Linked DNA regions of Homo sapiens: region 2 is linked to region 1. A link is a loop called in an ENCODE intact Hi-C map of the cell type or tissue named here. Cell type or tissue: PC-9. All regions are shown on one strand.

Region 1 (8,000 bases):
GTGATTCTTATGCCTCGGCCTCGTGGGTAGCTGGGATCACAGGTGTGCACTACCATGCCCTTTTTTGCATTTTTAGTAGAGCCAGGGTTTCACTATATTGACCAGGCTGGTCTCAAACTCCTGTCTTTAAGTGATCCTCCTGCCTCTGGCTCCCAAAGTGTTGGGATTACAGGTGTGAGCCACCGCGCCCGGCCTAACGTGAAGTTTGTTGGTAACAAGCTTCTGTATTTTCTGCTATTGGCAAGAATGCTTATTCACACGTAACAGGAATTTAACAGTTGGCATTAATGTTGCCCAAACCAGACTCTACTTTTGGTGGTGAAAAGGCCATTTCTGGCTCTGAGGACCCTTGAAAACACAACTGATTTTTTTTACTAATTTCTCTGAGGCTTGATATATCACTAGAATAAGACAAATACCTAAATTAACAGTAGCTTAAATAGTTTGGGGGTGGTTATTCTTGCGAATAGTCAGAGGTAGCTAGTTCAAGGCTGACATGATGGCACAGTGGTGTTATCAACAGTCCAGATTGGCTCCATCTTTCTGACCTGCCATCCTTAGCACAAGACTTTTCCTCTCAAAGACGATCATGGTTGCATACTGGCTGCTGCAGGCATATTGTATTCACAAAAGGATGATGATAACAAGGTAAAATGAAGTGGAAAATGAAAAGTGAGGCATGAGGCTGGAGAGGTAAACTAGCCAGGTCTCTAGCAGCCGTGTGGAGGGCAAGCAGAGAAGGGGCAGGGGATGCAGGAATTGACATGGGCAACATGGGGACCTGGTATTAAGGAATTGTAATGGCTCAAGCAACGCAAACTACAGATCTGAATTAGCACAGTAGCAATGTGAAAAAGGAATGAAATTGAGATATTGAAATGGTAAAATAGGCAGGAATGGCTGAGTAGATGTGAGGGAGTGGAAGAGGTCAACGTTGATTCCTAGGTTTCTGTCTTCATTTATGAAAAAAATTCAGGAAAAGCAGTCACTCTTTAAAGATGAATTCAGATTTGTGCACATTAAGTTCAAGATGTCTGTGGAACATATAAGTGGAGATGTCCAGCAGTCAGCTGGATATGAATATGAAGATAGGGGGAGTGGTCAGGGATGGAGACAGACTTTTGAATCATCTGCAAACATACATCCCAAGGTAAAAGAGTAGATACACTATAGTCTCCCAGGGAGCACACACAGCCATGGTTCTCAGTCTAATCCTGGGACACCAAATTATTAGTGGGTAAAGGAAAAGAATCTCAAGACCGAATGGTCAAGAAACCATTCTAGGGAACCAAACTAGGAGAGAGTGGCATCTCAGAAGCCAAGCGTGTCAAGGAAGGAATAGCTAACAGGATGTGTGTAAGGTATGTACACAAAAGAGCTTTGGAATCCATCTTGGGAAATATACAGTATTAGCTGTTTTAAGGAGACATGCTTTAAATATCAAAGCAAGTCATCCTGATTTAAAAAACTCCCACTTGTATAGAGGAATACCAGGATTTGAGCACCACCAAATGGAACTCATTCCCTGACATCCCAAAGCCATCAGAATAACAGTAGAAGCGTCAAGACAGTTACTATATGATTTTCCCTGCAAGACATTCAGTAATCTATGATTCCCCCTGCTTAAATTTTATCTCATGCCTTCTTCCCTGACCAGTTCAACACAAGCAGCCCTGAGATGTAATATCTTCTCACCCTGACCCTCAAAGTGTGTCTCATGCTTTCTAACAGAGGCCATCCTCTTGGAGGAAGACTTGTACTTTTGGCCTGTAGCCCCACCCTCCCTCCTATGGCGTTCTTACAGTCAGTTCTGCAGTGAGTGGGACACTTTCCAAATATAATAGCAAATGGAAACTTCTAATTACATCTGCACATAAAACTAATGTTCCAAATGGTGGTTGCGGTTCTGGTGAGTGCTTATAATTTTTTGTTACCTCAGCATCCATTTTTGAATATGTTTAACTTTTAATAACAGAAGCAAGTCTCAGTCACCATTGACAGTTTCCAGTACTATACCCCACGCAAATGGCTCTAGCTGGTGGCCAGAGATAAACATGCAGTGATGTGATAACAGGGCACTACTGCAGCTTCAAACTCTGGTTCAAGTTCCTCCCACCTCTGCCTTTTCACCTGCTTGCTTTTAAATCCACCAGTTAGAGCTCTCCAGAGGAAACCTAACTGGATAAAGTTGCTGGCCCAAAGGTCCGTTCCTCCCTTCCCTCTCCCTGTTCTCCCTGATCTCCGTGTGTGTGTGTGTGTGTGTGTGTGTGTGTGTGTGTGTGTCCTCTAGGCAAGCTGTGTACCACCCAGGGTCCGTAAGTACTAAAAACTCTTAAACTTTCACACCGCTGTGTTATTGAAACCATGCCTACAATCCAGTCCCTGAGGCGAGGCCACCCTGAAGGGACAGACTCATGCAGGCGGATCCCCTGGTCTTGCTCTTCTGTCCCTGCCTCTGGTGGCTGCTGGGGAACAGTAGCTACCAGCTAAGTTGATAGAGACACTCGAAGAGGTTCATTCAAAACACTGGTCCCCGAGCAGCCCAGTAAGCTTTTAAACGCATAACATTTTGTTTGGGTCTCAAACAAGTCACAAGGCACGGATACGGATGCGGCTGTGGCTGATGGCTATTTGGATGCTGCCCAAGCCTCGCAGTAGGAAGCAGCTTCAGACTGCAGCAGGGCCGCATAGCCCGATAGCCAGGCCCTGGGGCACCCAGGGCACCAGCAAGACGCACAGAAACGTTTTGAAAAACATTTTAATATACTTAAAAAAAAAGTAAAAGGGAAAATCAGAAGTCTTTGGAAGTTTCCTACTGTTTTTATGTCCCATAGCAAATCCGAGGAGGACGCCCCAAACTTTCAGTTCCCTGGGGTTTTGAAGGTGCTCATTGGGTCCTGGCCACCCGGCCTTCTCAGAACCTGGGCCAGGAGGCTGAGCTCCGCGCGGGGGTGGAGGGAGAGGAGGAGGTTCCTGCCGAGGTGCGGCTGCGCGGTGCGGGAGCCGGGAGCCTGGGAGGGCAAGGGCATCCTGAGGGGCGGGGCCGGGGGGCGGAGCCTTGCGGGCTGGAGCGAAAGAATGCGGGGGCTGAGCGCAGAAGCGGCTCGAGGCTGGAAGAGGATCTTGGGCGCCGCCAGGTAAGAAGGCCCGAAGGCCTGCTGGGGTTTGGGTGAGCCGAGCCGAGGTGGCGGCGGCAGTCTGGGCCCGGGCGGAGGGTCTGTGGGGGCTACCCCCGTCCTCGCTTTCCACTCGACCCCTGCCGGGCGAGCCTCCCGAGGCCTGGCCCTTCCAACCCGTCACCGCGGCCCGGTGTCCTAGCCGAACGCTGGCTTCATTTTATCTACGAGGAAGGAGAAACGGGGAGCGCGCCCTCTCCCAGAAGCAGCCCCGTTACCCCCGTCGCGCCCCCCATTCCCTCGGGGGCAGCCTCGCACCCGGGCCCCTGCCATCGCTTTCGTCTCAAGGGAAGCTCTAGCGGTCCAGAGAAACTGCGCCGGGGGAAAGGCCAGCCCTCCGTGGTCACGGCAGTTCCTCTCTCCCCTCGCGGTCTAAATGTGTAATTTTGAAAAGCAGGTGTCGGGCGAAACGGACTTTTTTTTTTTTTTGAGATGGAGTTTCGCTGTTGCCCAGGCTGGAGTGCAGTGGCGCGATCTGGGTTCACCGCAACCTCCGTGTACCGGGTTCAAGCGATTCTCCTGCCACAGCCTCCTGAGTAGCTGGGATTACAGGCATGCGCCACCATGCCTGGCTAAATTTTGTATTTTTAGTAGAAACGGGGTTTTCCCATGTTGGTCAGGCTGATCTTGAATTCCTGACCTCGTGATCCGCCCGCCTCCGCCTCCCAAAGTGTTGGGATTACAGGTGTGAGCCACCGCGCCCGGCCGAAACGGACGTTTTAAGTACAACGTGATGTTTTGTTTTCTTGGGTCGGCTCGGGCCGCACCCTTCTTAGAGTCTGACTGCTGACTTTTCAAAAAACAACATTAACCCGGGAGGCTGAGGTAGCGGTGAGCCGAGATCGCGCCATTGCCCTACTGCCTGGGCAATAAGAGCGAGACTCCGCCTCAAAAACGAACAAAACCCACAAAGAACAAACAAAAAAAACCAACATTAAGCAGTGTGCCTTTTATGGCCGTTTAGTGATACCCAGGCTCTTCACTGGTCATTTCTGGAAGTATTTAACAGCACTTGATGGGTAAAACAATAGGCTTCACTTCACAGGGTGGTTGAGATGATTGACGGAAAGCGCTCAGCACAAACGCGGCGGCTGCTAATTATTTCAGGTACCCTGCGATCCCTGAGCAGTTGTTCAAGTTCTCCACTCCTGGCGGTTTACTCCCAGTTCCCTGAAGAAGGCACAGAGCCCCGAATGTTGAGGGAGATGGCAACGTTTGCCAAAATGTGGCTATTTACGTGGCAGTTTATGAAGGAGAGGCAGAAAGGGAGGCTGCCTCCCCTACAAGCCAAACAGTCCTAAAACTTGTGGCCTCTGTATTTTCACAGTGGAAACTAGAAACTGTTTGCTGAACTTAGCTGTAAGAAAAACATCCCATTAGCTGAGTGGCTTAGGAGATAAAAGCCTAAATAAAATGGATCTTAGGGTGAGAGAGTGGGGTGCCTAATGGCATTCATCTTTGACAGCTGCTGGTAGAAGCTCTTGAAAAGTAGAGCATGGAAAATTCTGGGCCACCTCTTTAAGAACCTCAGCCAAACCGCCACAGACATTGCCAAGCCCAGAAGTGCTTGAGGCTTTCTAAAGGCAAAGACTTCTTTTTACTTATGTCCTATATCTTAGGAAACATATTCACTAAACCTTGGTTTTGCATGTGTACTTAACACGGGAGGGGCCGTGAGTGCGGAGATAGGACTCTTTGGAGAGTTAGGGATTGGCATTCCGGAACAAACTGCAGGAAAGGCCCTTGTAGGGGAAGCTGCAGATTTGTTTGGTCCAAAGAGTTCTGGCCTAATAAGTGGGAGCTGACCAATGAGAACACTTGGACACAGGGAGGGGAACAACACACACTGGCGCCTGTCGGCAGGTGGGGTGGGTGGGGATAGAGCATTAGGAAAAACAGCTAATGCATGCTGGGCTTAATACCTAGGTGATGGGTTGATAGGTGCAGCAAACCACCATGGTACACGTTTACCTATGAAACAAATCTGCACATCCTGCACATGTACCCTAGAATTTATATGTATATCACACAAAGAGTTTTGGAGTGGTTATTCCTGGCATGAGAACCTTGGCTGGATTGGAAAGCCTTTTCCGTTATGATGGTTGTTTTCTCTTTGTCTCTTCCTGCTGATGTAATTTGTTCCGTGAACTGAGTGATGGATGTTTGTCTGGGCGCTTCAACAGGCATGGCTAGAGCAGGTATTGTGTATGTCTCCAAGGTGACACGCAGACCTGGGGTTCAAAAGCTCTAGTTCTCTGACATTGCTGACACTAGGTATCTTGTGAGTTGCCAGCCCCTGGCGAATAGAAACAAGATCCATCCAGGGTGGTTTTGCGACTAACATGTTGCCTTGGGACAGGTAATTTCATCCCACTGGGCCTCCACTAATTTCCTATAAAATAAAAACATTGGGTTTTATTTTGAGGACACTTCTAGCCTTAAAATTCTTCAGTCTGTAAGGCCTCAGGCTCCTAGGAGGAGTAACCATACTCATGGGCAACTGTGAATCTTGTGGAAACACCACTGATGTCAACTCTCTTCTCTAATGACCTCAGCTTAACTAATGTATTTCAGAAGCTGAATTTATAAGAAGTCTCCCGTCTCCCCACTAGAGTTTAACTATGGTTCGTTCACTCAGAGCTTAGACCTGGGTTTAAATGCTGTTCTACCAGTTTCCAGTTCAGAGGTTGCTATAATAATTTTAATAATTTTTTTTTTTAATTTTGAGACAGTCTCTCTCTGTTGCCCAAGCTGGAGTGCAGTGGCACAGTCTTGGCTCACTGCAACCTCCACCTCCTGGGTGCAAGCGATTCTCGTGTCTCAGCCTCTCAAGTAGCTGGGATTACAGGTGAGTGCCACCACATCTGGCTAATTTTTGTATTTTTTTTAGTAGAGACAGGGTTTCACCATGTTGGCCAGGCTGGTCTGGAACTCCTGGCCTCAAGTGATCCACCCGCCTCAGCCTCCCAAAGTGCTGGGATTATAGGCATGAGCCACCACACTCGGCCTTATAATAATTTTCTACTGCTGCTGAAACCACCACAAATTTAGCTGTTTCAAATGCCACAAGTTTATTAATCTTTCCATTCTGTAAATCAGAAGTCTGACACAGGTCTCACAGGGCTGTAATCAAGGTGGCAGGGCTCTGTGCTGCTCTGGAGGCTCTAGGGGAGAGTCTGTTTCTGTGCTCATTCAGGTTCCTGGTAGAATATAGTCCTTGTGACTGGAGGACTGAGGTTCTGTTTCTTTGCTGAGTGTCAGTTGAGGACCATTCTTAGCTTCTAAAGGCCGCCTGTGTGCCTTGGCTTAGGGAACCCTTCGTGTCTTCATCTCATTCTTCAAATTTCTTGCCTCTTTTTCTGTTGTCGGTCATGAGTCTTTGACAGACTCTGCTACCTTCTTCCTCTTTCAATGACCCCTGGGATTACATTGGGCCCATTGAATAATCCAAAATAATCTCCTTAATCTCATCTACAAAGTCACTTGCCATGCAAGGTCTCCTGTTTTCACAGGTTCCTGGAGTTAGGATACGGACATTTTTGGGGAAGAGAGGCATTATTCTACCTACCACATAAGTTAGTTGCATAAATTAGTTCTCTTCCTCAATCTTGTTTCCTCCCCCTGTAATTGGAGGCAAAGGTTCAGTTTACCTTATGGTATTATTGTGAGGATTAACTCCAGTTACTATGTCAAGAGCATCTATCTTAGCAACTGGCCCTTGATATTTGCTCACCAAATGGAAGTTAACACAGGAACAAGGTGTATTAGTCCATTCTCACACTGCTATAAAGAAGTACCTGAGACTGGGTAATTTATAAAGAAAAGAGGTTTAATTGGCTCGCAGTTCTTTGGGCTGTATAGGCTTCTGCTTCTGGGAAGGCCTTAGGAAACTTAGAATCATGGTGGAGAAGGGGAAGCAAGAATGCCTTACTTGGCGGGAGCAGGAGGAAGACAGCAAAGGGGGAAGTGCTACACACTTTCAAACAACCAGATTTCCTAAGCTCTGCCACAAGACAGCACTAGGGGGATGGTGCTGAACTGTTAGAAACCACCCCATAATCCAGTCACCTCCCACCAGGTCCCTCCTCCGACACTGGGGATTAAAATTCAACATGAGATTTTGGAGGTGTATTAGTCCATTTTCATGCTGCTGATAAAGACATACCGAAGACTGGGTAATTTGTAAAGAAATAGAGGTTTAATGGACTCACAGTTCCACGTGGCTAGGGATGCCTCACAATCATGGCAGAGGGTGAAAGGCACGTCTTACTGGCAGCAGACAAGACAGAAATATGAGAGCCAAGTGAAAGGGGAAACCCCTTATAAAACCATCAGCTCTTGTGTGACTTATTCACTACCACAAGAACAGTATGGGGGAAACCGTCCCCAGTGATTCAATTATCTCCCACCAGGTCCCTCCCACAACACGTGGGAATTATGGGAGTTACAATTCAAAATGAGATTTGGGTGGGAACACAACCAAACCATATCACAAGGTCTTGCCTAATGGCTTGCATTCAATGTCATAATCATATGGGCCCTTAAAAGTAGAAGCGGCTCCTAAATATTTAAGAACTAACAGCTTCTTTTATAACCCTGTTGGAAGAAACATTTCCAACCCAATCTAAAGTAACCTGGCCCTTATGCCAGGTCACCCTCTAACCCAGTGGTTCTTAGTGTGATCCCTGAACCAGCAGAAACGCAGCACCTGAGTGCTGGCTCAAAATGCACATTCTTGAGCCTTACACTAGCCCACCTGAATTAAAACCTCTAGGGCTGGAGTCTAATCATCTACTTAAGAGCCCTCCAGGTGATTCTGATGCT
Region 2 (8,000 bases), 100 kb after region 1:
AAGATTCGTTCTTGGCTGGGCGTGGTGGTTCACGCCCGTAATCCCAGAACTTTGGGAGGTCGAGGCTGGTGGATCACTTGAGGTCAGGAGTTCAACACCAGCCTGGCCAACATGGTGAAACCCCATCTCTATTAAAAAGGCAAAAATTAGCTGGGCGTGGTAGTACATGCCTGTAATCCCAGCTACTTGGGAGGCTGAACCCAGGAGGTGGAAGTTGCAGTGAGCCGTGATTACGCAAATGCAATCCAGCCTGGGTGACACAGCGAGACTCTGTCTCAAAAAAAAAAAAAAAAAGAAGATTCATTGTTACCAGAGATTGTAGCAACCTCAGGATACAATTTTTTTTCTTTCCTTACTAAGTCAGCAACTTTCACCTATTAAAGGAAGCACTAGAGGGCTTTTCTTTGTCATAACCAAATTGCGTTACCACTCTCACCCTTTGGAGCCACCATTAAGTAAAATAAGGGTTACCTGAACACAAGCACTGGCATGCTGCGACAGTGGTTGTCTGAATAACCACTGTGTGACTAAGTGACTGACAGCTGGGTAGCATAGACATTATCCTTGTTGACCAGGATAAGCTGGACAAAGGCAAGATTCATGTCCTGGGTGGGATGGAGTGGGATGGCGTCAGACTTCATTACACTACTCAGAATGGCACACAATTTAAAACGTATAAATTATCTTTGGAATTTCCCATTTAATATTTTCAGATCATAGTTGACCGTAAGTAGCTGAAACCATGGATAAGTGGTGACTACTGGATAAGCCCCATGAGGGCAGGGATATTGTCATATTTTCTGCCGTATCCCAGAATGGCATGTGGTAGAACATTAATAAATACTCACTGAATAAATGAGTGTTAAAAGTCTGGAGAATTCCTACTCAAAAGTCTTCAACAGTAAAAGACATTTCCATTTGTCTAAAATGAATGAAACAGTTTTGTCTAAAATGAATGAAACAGTTTTATCTAGAATGGGCTTAACGAAGAGGGATAAAGGGCTCTTGAGGCCACTTATTCTAGAATTTCTTGAGTTAGGCGCCCCGAAGTGAACAGGGGTTTTACAAGCCCACACTTTCCAGGACACACAAGTGGGTGTAACATCACTTTACCTCACCTTGTTACTTCATTTCTGGAGCATAGGAATTTGAAGCCTCTCTCCAAACCCTGCCCCAAAGCCCAGATTTTCAGCTCAGTGTCAATCGCAGCTCCATCCTGCACGAACAGATTCTGAACAAATTATGCAACTTCGTGGCAAGGGCCCAGAGACCGAGTGGGGGTTTCAGCAAGATAAATTCCTGGGCCATCTGGCCATGATGAAATTTATCTGGCTCCATGTCCATTTTTATTTTCCACCAATCGGAGTCTTTTGGGCCACACAAAACAGTGCCACTTCTCTCCATTTAATGCCTCCTCTGCCCACTGCAAGTGCTGCCTGTTACTGAGGAAGGAGAGACATATTTAGAAAGTTGCTTCTGGAAACCACATTTCAGGAAGTTCTCACTTCACCAGGTGGGAAGAAGACCATGATGGTACAGGAGCAGAGAGACCTTTGGCAGCAGTTTCCCATAAGCCTGCATCCTGGAAGCTTCTCTAATAATAAAGTGAGATTGGTTCCCCTCAGAACAGGCAGTGGGGTTCAAAATAATGGCTTGGTCACTTTTCTGCAAAGGCGTGCAAATGGAATTAAAAAAAATTTTTTCAGCAAAATTTCAAATTTCATTCTGATGGCCCTTCCAAAGGATGATCTACGATCACTCCAGGGCTATGAGGATGTGAGGACAGCATGCTGTTTCTGTGTTTCAGTTCAGTAGAAAAGACATATAAAGGGTCTCTCATAGACTTCTAAGGAAATAGGGACATCCTCTTTCAGAGAGGACCTTTCAGAGAGTGACTCATAATCAGAGTCTCCACTGAGACTATGAAGATGGGACAGACAAGGATAAAAGAAGGTGCTCCAATGCTCTCAGCATTACTCACTGCCCCTAAAGCAAAACATCTTCCCCGTGTAACAGAAGTCTTAGGTGCCAGCTCAACTTCCCGTCTTTCTCCCCCCATAACTTGTTGCTCTCTAAGGAGCAGGGGAAATTCAATTACTGAGCAGCCCACAAGATCCATTTGCCTTGAGTTGCAACCACTGTCCCACCCTGTGTTTGCAAAAACATTACCTTAAAGGTCATCTCTGGAAGTGTGGCCTTGTACTACGGCCCATCTCTTGTCCAGTCATGCTGGAGAAAGGCACCCTTGGAGGAATGCAGTCCTCTCTTTGGTGTGTGACACAATTCAGAGCAGTAAGCGCAGGCCGGGCGTGGTGGTTCAAACCTGTAATCCCAGCACTTTGGGAGGCCGAGGTGGGTGGATCACTTGAGGTCAGGAGTTCCAGATAAGCCTGCCCAACCTGGTGAAACCCTGCCTCTCTTAAAAATACAAAAATTAGCTGGGCATGGTGGTGCATGCTTGTAATCCCAGCTACTCAGGAGGCTAAGGCAGGAGAATTGCTTGAACCCGGGAGGCAGAAGTTGCAGTGAGCTGAGATCATGCCACTGCACTCCAGCCTGGGCGACAGAATGAGACTCTGTCTCAAAACAACAACAACAACAACAAAAACAGAGTAGTAACTGCTAGAAAAGAAACAGGAAAAGGGGAGTATCGCCCTCTCCCTCCTGGGGAGTTATAATAGCTAATGTTCACCGCCTGTTTTCTACATGCTTTGTCTGCATTAGCTCATTTAATTTCCACAACATCCTCATAAAGTAGGTACCACTGGTATCCCCATTTTACAGATGAGAACACTAAAGCGCAGATAGGAAGGTAACTGGCCTAACTTCACGTAGCTTGTAAGTAGCCTAGCTCCAGAGGCTATGAGCACAGCCCCTACACTGTACTACCTGTGAACTTCAAGAACAATATATAAACCACAGTCATAATTAAAAACACCTCTTCAAAAGGAATCCACCCGAAAGTAAACATATCAGAATGGCTTTCTCTCTTGGAAAGCTAATTCGCGTTTTGCTTTCTAGGTGAGTCATCACCTGCTTTTTTTCATCTTAGCTGAGCTGGCACTGCAGGGAGCGAGGACACTGGGAGGATCTCTCCCGTGAGTTAGCACTATTCCATCACAAACAGGCTCTCCCCGCCATCCACTCAAGTCTGCCCTTTCACCTCTTCAGCTCTTGAAAAAACCAGACGGATGCACAAAATCCCTCTGTCACTCTATCTGTGTCTAAAACATGAACCTCTGACTGTAGCCTGGACTTCCCGAGCTCACAGTGAATAGCAGTCGTTACACAACACCACGCTGATCTTTCCCTTCAGAATGGGCCAACCAAAGATGACAAGAGGGCTGGGCGCAGTGACTCACACCTGTAAAAATCCCAGGACTTTGGGAGAAAGAGGCGGGCAGATCACCTGAGGTCAGGAGTTCAAGACCAGCCTGGCCAACATGGTGAAACCCTGTCTCTACTAAAAATACAAAAAAAAAAAAAAAAAAAAAAAAAAAAAAAGCTGGGCATGGTGGTGGGCACCTGTCATCCCAGTTACTTGGGAGGCTGAGACAGGAGAATCGCCTGAACCCAGGAGGTGGAGGTTGCAGTGAGCTGAGACCACACCATTGCACTCCAGCCTGGGCAACAAGAATGAAACTCTGTCTCAAAAACAAACAACAACGACAAAAAACACAAAGATGACAACAGGCTGAAACTGGAGGGAAGAGTGACGTGGAGGAGACTGTTGGGTGTGTTCCTTAAAATGCCCAACACAGTGCTCATGTTTATAATCCCAGCACTCTGGGAGGCTGAGGTGGGAAAATTGCTCAAAGCCAGGAGTTCTAGGCCAGCCTCTATGGGCAACATAGGGAGACCCCATTTCTACAAAAATAAATAAATAAATAAATAAAAATTAAAAATTAACCAGGTATGGTAGTAGTAGTTCTAGCTACTTGGGAGGCTGAGGAGGGAGGCTCGCCTGAGCCAAGGAGGTTGGGGCTGCAGTGAGCTGTGATTATGTCACTGTACTCCAGCCTGGGCAACAGAGCAAGATCTGTCTCTCTAAATAAAAAAGTCCAACTACAAGTGTTCCTCAAGCAGCAGGTACTGTAGCAGGCACTGTGATGGCCTCAGCATCCATCTCCTTCTCTCCCTGTGTTTCAGCCAGGGGGGCTAGCTGGGACTAAGCTGCCCCAGCTCCATCGATGGGGCCTGACCAAGTTAAATTAATCAGTGTAATCTCCCCGCATTCACTGCTACAGTGATTCATGAAGGGCTGGACACTTGGCATATGATGGCTCAGTCAGAGTAAAACCCATAAACCTTGTCTTGAGGTTGGGAAAAGAGAATTCCCTCTTGCACTGGTCCATACAGGATGTAGATATGAGGCCTGGGATTTCTTACCAGAGTCCACCTGTGGATACAGCCAACACACAAGGGAACACAGACCTGTGTATAATGCAGAGGAACAGACTGGGGCCCCAACCAAACCATGCCTGGATTTACCGTAAACAATTCACCCTGTTCATGTTTTAAGATCGTTTAAGTTGGAGTTTCTGTTGCTTTTGCCAAAGGATTTTAGTGGATAACCACCATTCACAGTGAACTCCAAATGGCAATGGACATCAGCCTATGGTTTTGATATTCCGTCAAATCTAATGTGTATTTGGCTCAGAGCTAGAAACGTGACCCATTTTTTCAAGTCTCAGCTCAGGAGTCACCTCTTCTGTTTGACACACTTGTTTGTTCATTTGCCCAACAAATAGAGACACCGCATCTACTGTGTGCCAGTTACTATTCCGAGTGCTGTGGTTTCAAGGATAAATAAAACATGACTCCTGTCCTCGAGGAGTTGCATGGGGAAATAACACAAGTGAACTAACTAATGGAAGTTGGAGGTGAAGGCTTTGATTGGGGTATCAGGGGCTACTGGAACACAAAGGAGGGGCCCATAGGCATAGGGGCCAGGAAAAGGTGCTGGGGAAGGTCATGTTTAAACCAAGTTCCAAAAGCATTGCTTAGGTCAGTAGTTCTCAGCCAGGAGCAGGTTTGACCACCAGGGGACATCTGCAATGCCTGGAGACGTATTTTGGTTGTCACAACTGGGAGGGGCTTCTGGCACCTCAGGCATAGGTAGAGACCACGGATGCTGCTAAAAACCCTGTAACGTACAGGACAGCGCACCATATGAAGAAACTCTACAGCCCTAAGTGTTAACAGCGAGGAGGCTGAGCAGCCTGGGCCTGGATGAAGCAGGTGGGAAGGGAGATTCCAGGCGGAGTGATGCATGCATGCAAAAACCCGGAGATGAGAAACCACAGGACAAGTTTGGGGAAGGTGTTCAGGCTGGAGCCAAGGGGGTGGTTGAAGGAGTAACACGCGTCAGCTAGAAGGGCACATCTGGGCCAGCCAGAGCAGAAAAGTGCTGAGCTGGGAGCTTAGAGTCTGAGTTTTATCTCCAAAGCTATGGGGAGCTCCTGGAGGATTTTGAACAAGAGTGTGTGTTTTAGAAGGATGTCCCTGGCAGCTGTCTGGCAGCTTCAGCAGTGGTGAGTAATGGAGACAGTACTGGGCAGTGGCTGTGGGACAGACAGGAAGGAACAAACCCTCAGGAGCACTTCCTCTTCCCATCCAAGTTCATTGCCACAGTACGTTGCACGTGCCTCCACCTCTCTCCTCCACTAGTAATTACCTGGCCATGCACGAAAATTAATACATCTTTCCCTTCTCCACAGAGCCTCACACGGGTTGATACAGTGGAATCTCATACAAAGCTTAGATGCTAATGCTAATGCCAGCCAGCAGAGTAGGTAAAAATCATGTAGAGAAAAGCCCTTGAAAATCTCTTAAATCGGGAGGAGCCAAGATGGCCAAATAGGAACAGCTCCGGTCTACAGCTCCCAGCGTGAGCGACGCAGAAGATGGGTGATTTCTGCATTTCTATCTGAGGTACCGGGTTCATCTCACTAGGGAGTGCCAGACAGTGGGCGCAGGTCACTGGGTGCACGCACCATGCATGAGCCGAAGCAGGGCGAGGCATTGCCTCACTCGGGAAGCGCAAAGGGTCAGGGAGTTCCCTTTCCTAGTCAAAGAAAGGGGTGACAAACGGCACCTGGAAAATCGGGTCACTCCCACCCGAATACTGCGCTTTTCCGACAGGCTTAAAAAATGGCGCACCAGGAGATTATATCCCGCACCTGGCTCGGAGGGGCCTACGCCCACGGAGTCTCGCTGATTGCTAGCACAGCAGTCTGAGATCAAACTGCAAGGTGGCAGCGAGGCTGGGGGAGGGGCGCCCGCCATTGCCCAGGCTTGCTTAGGTAAACAAAGCAGCCGGGAAGCTCGAACTGGGTGGAGCCCACCACAGCTCAAGGAGGCCTGCCTGCCTCTGCAGGCTCCACCTCTGGGGGCAGGGCACAGACAAACAAAAAGACAGCAGTAACCTCTGCAGACTTAAATGTCCCGGTCTGACAGCTTTGAAGAGAGCTGTGGTCCTCCCAGCATGCAGCTGGAGATCTGAGAACGGGCAGACTGCCTCCTCAAGTGGGTCCCTGACCCCTGAGCAGCCTAAGTGGGAGGCACCCCCCAGCAGAGGCAGACTGACACCTCACACGGTCCAGTACTCCAACAGACCTGCAGCTGAGCGTCCTGTCTGTTAGAAGGAAAACTAACAAAGAGAAAGGACATCCACACCAAAAAACCATCTGTACATCACCATCATCAAAGACCAAAAGTAGATAAAACCACAAAGATGGGGAAAAACAGAGCAGAAAAACTGGAAACTCTAAAAAGCAGAGCGCCTCTCCTCCTCCAAAGGAACGCAGTTCCTCACCAGCAACGGAACAAAGCTGGACGGAGAATGACTTTGACGAGCTGAGAGAAGAAGGCTTCAGACGATCAAATTACTCCGAGCTACGGGAGGACATTCGAACCAAAGGCAAAGAAGTTGAAAACTTTGAAAAAAATTTAGAAGAATGTATAACTAGAATAATCAATACAGAGAAGTGCTTAAAGGAGCTGATGGAGCTGAAAACCAAGGCTCGAGAACTACGTGAAGAATGCAGAAGCCTCAGGAGCCGATGTGATCAACTGGAAGAAAGGGTATCAGCGATGGAAGATGAAATGAATGAAATGAAGCGAGAAGGGAAGTTTAGAGAAAAAAGAATAAAAAGAAACGAGCAAAGCCTCCAAGAAATATGGGACTATGTGAAAAGACCAAATGTACGTCTGATTGGTGTACCTGAAAGTCATGGGGAGAATGGAACCAAGTTGGAAAACACTCTGCAGGATATTATCCAGGAGAACTTCCCCAATCTAGCAAGGCAGGCCAACATTCAGATTCAGGAAATACAGAGAACACCACAAAGATACTCCTCGAGAAGAGCAACTCCAAGACATATAATTGTCAGATTCACCAAAGTTGAAATGAAGGAAAAAATGTTAAGGGCAGCCAGAGAGAAAGGTCGGGTTACCCTCAAAGGGGGAAGCCCATCAGACTAACAGCGGATCTCTCGGCAGAAACTCTACAAGCCAGAAGAGAGTGGGGGCCAAAATTCAACATTCTTAAAGAAAAGAATTTTCAACCCAGAATTTCATATCCAGCCAAACTAAGCTTCGTAAGTGAAGGAGAAATAAAATACTTTACAGACAAGCAAATGCTGAGAGCTTTTGTCACCACCAGGCCTGCCCTAAAAGAGCTCCTGAAGGAAGCGCTAAACATGGAAAGGAACAACCGGTACCAGCCGATGCAAAATCATGCCAAAATGTAAGGACCATCGAGACTGGGAAGAAACTGCATGAACTAACAAGCAAAATAACCAACTAACATCATAATGACAGGATCAAATTCACACATAACAATATTAACTTTAAGTGTAAATGGACTAAATGCTCCAATTAAAAGACACAGACTGGCAAATTGGATAAAGAGTCAAGACCCATCAGTGTGCTGTATTCAGGAAACCCATCTCACGTGCAGAGACACACATAGGCTCAAAATAAAAGGATGGAGGAAG

The links. Peaks named below come from ENCODE experiments on the same cell type or tissue, not always from the same donor. Only the 100,000 strongest peaks of a DNase experiment are listed, where the experiment ranks them.
Region 2: it touches region 1 in a loop (4-fold over the local background); 2 of 110 quality-filtered maps call a loop at or near these places.

The regions. Positions count from the first base shown.
Region 1 is chr11:33,731,519-33,739,518 of GRCh38, reverse strand. It overlaps CD59 (CD59 molecule (CD59 blood group)), which reads left to right and starts at 3,096. Exons shown (of 4, transcript NM_000611.6): 1 at 3,096-3,137. RefSeq lists a silencer at 2,978-3,447 and an enhancer at 6,937-7,066. In PC-9, no CTCF peak of the experiment used is centred here; DNase peaks (open chromatin) are centred at 2,498 and 3,018; H3K4me3 peaks cover 4,034 bases; H3K27ac peaks cover 3,187 bases.
Region 2 is chr11:33,628,644-33,636,643 of GRCh38, reverse strand. All of the region lies in intron 16 of KIAA1549L (KIAA1549 like), which reads right to left. Among named protein-coding and RNA genes, the nearest start is that of C11orf91, 68 kb to the left of the region's middle. In PC-9, no CTCF peak of the experiment used is centred here; DNase peaks (open chromatin) are centred at 333, 1,973, 2,213 and 3,113; H3K4me3 peaks cover 861 bases; H3K27ac peaks cover 5,038 bases.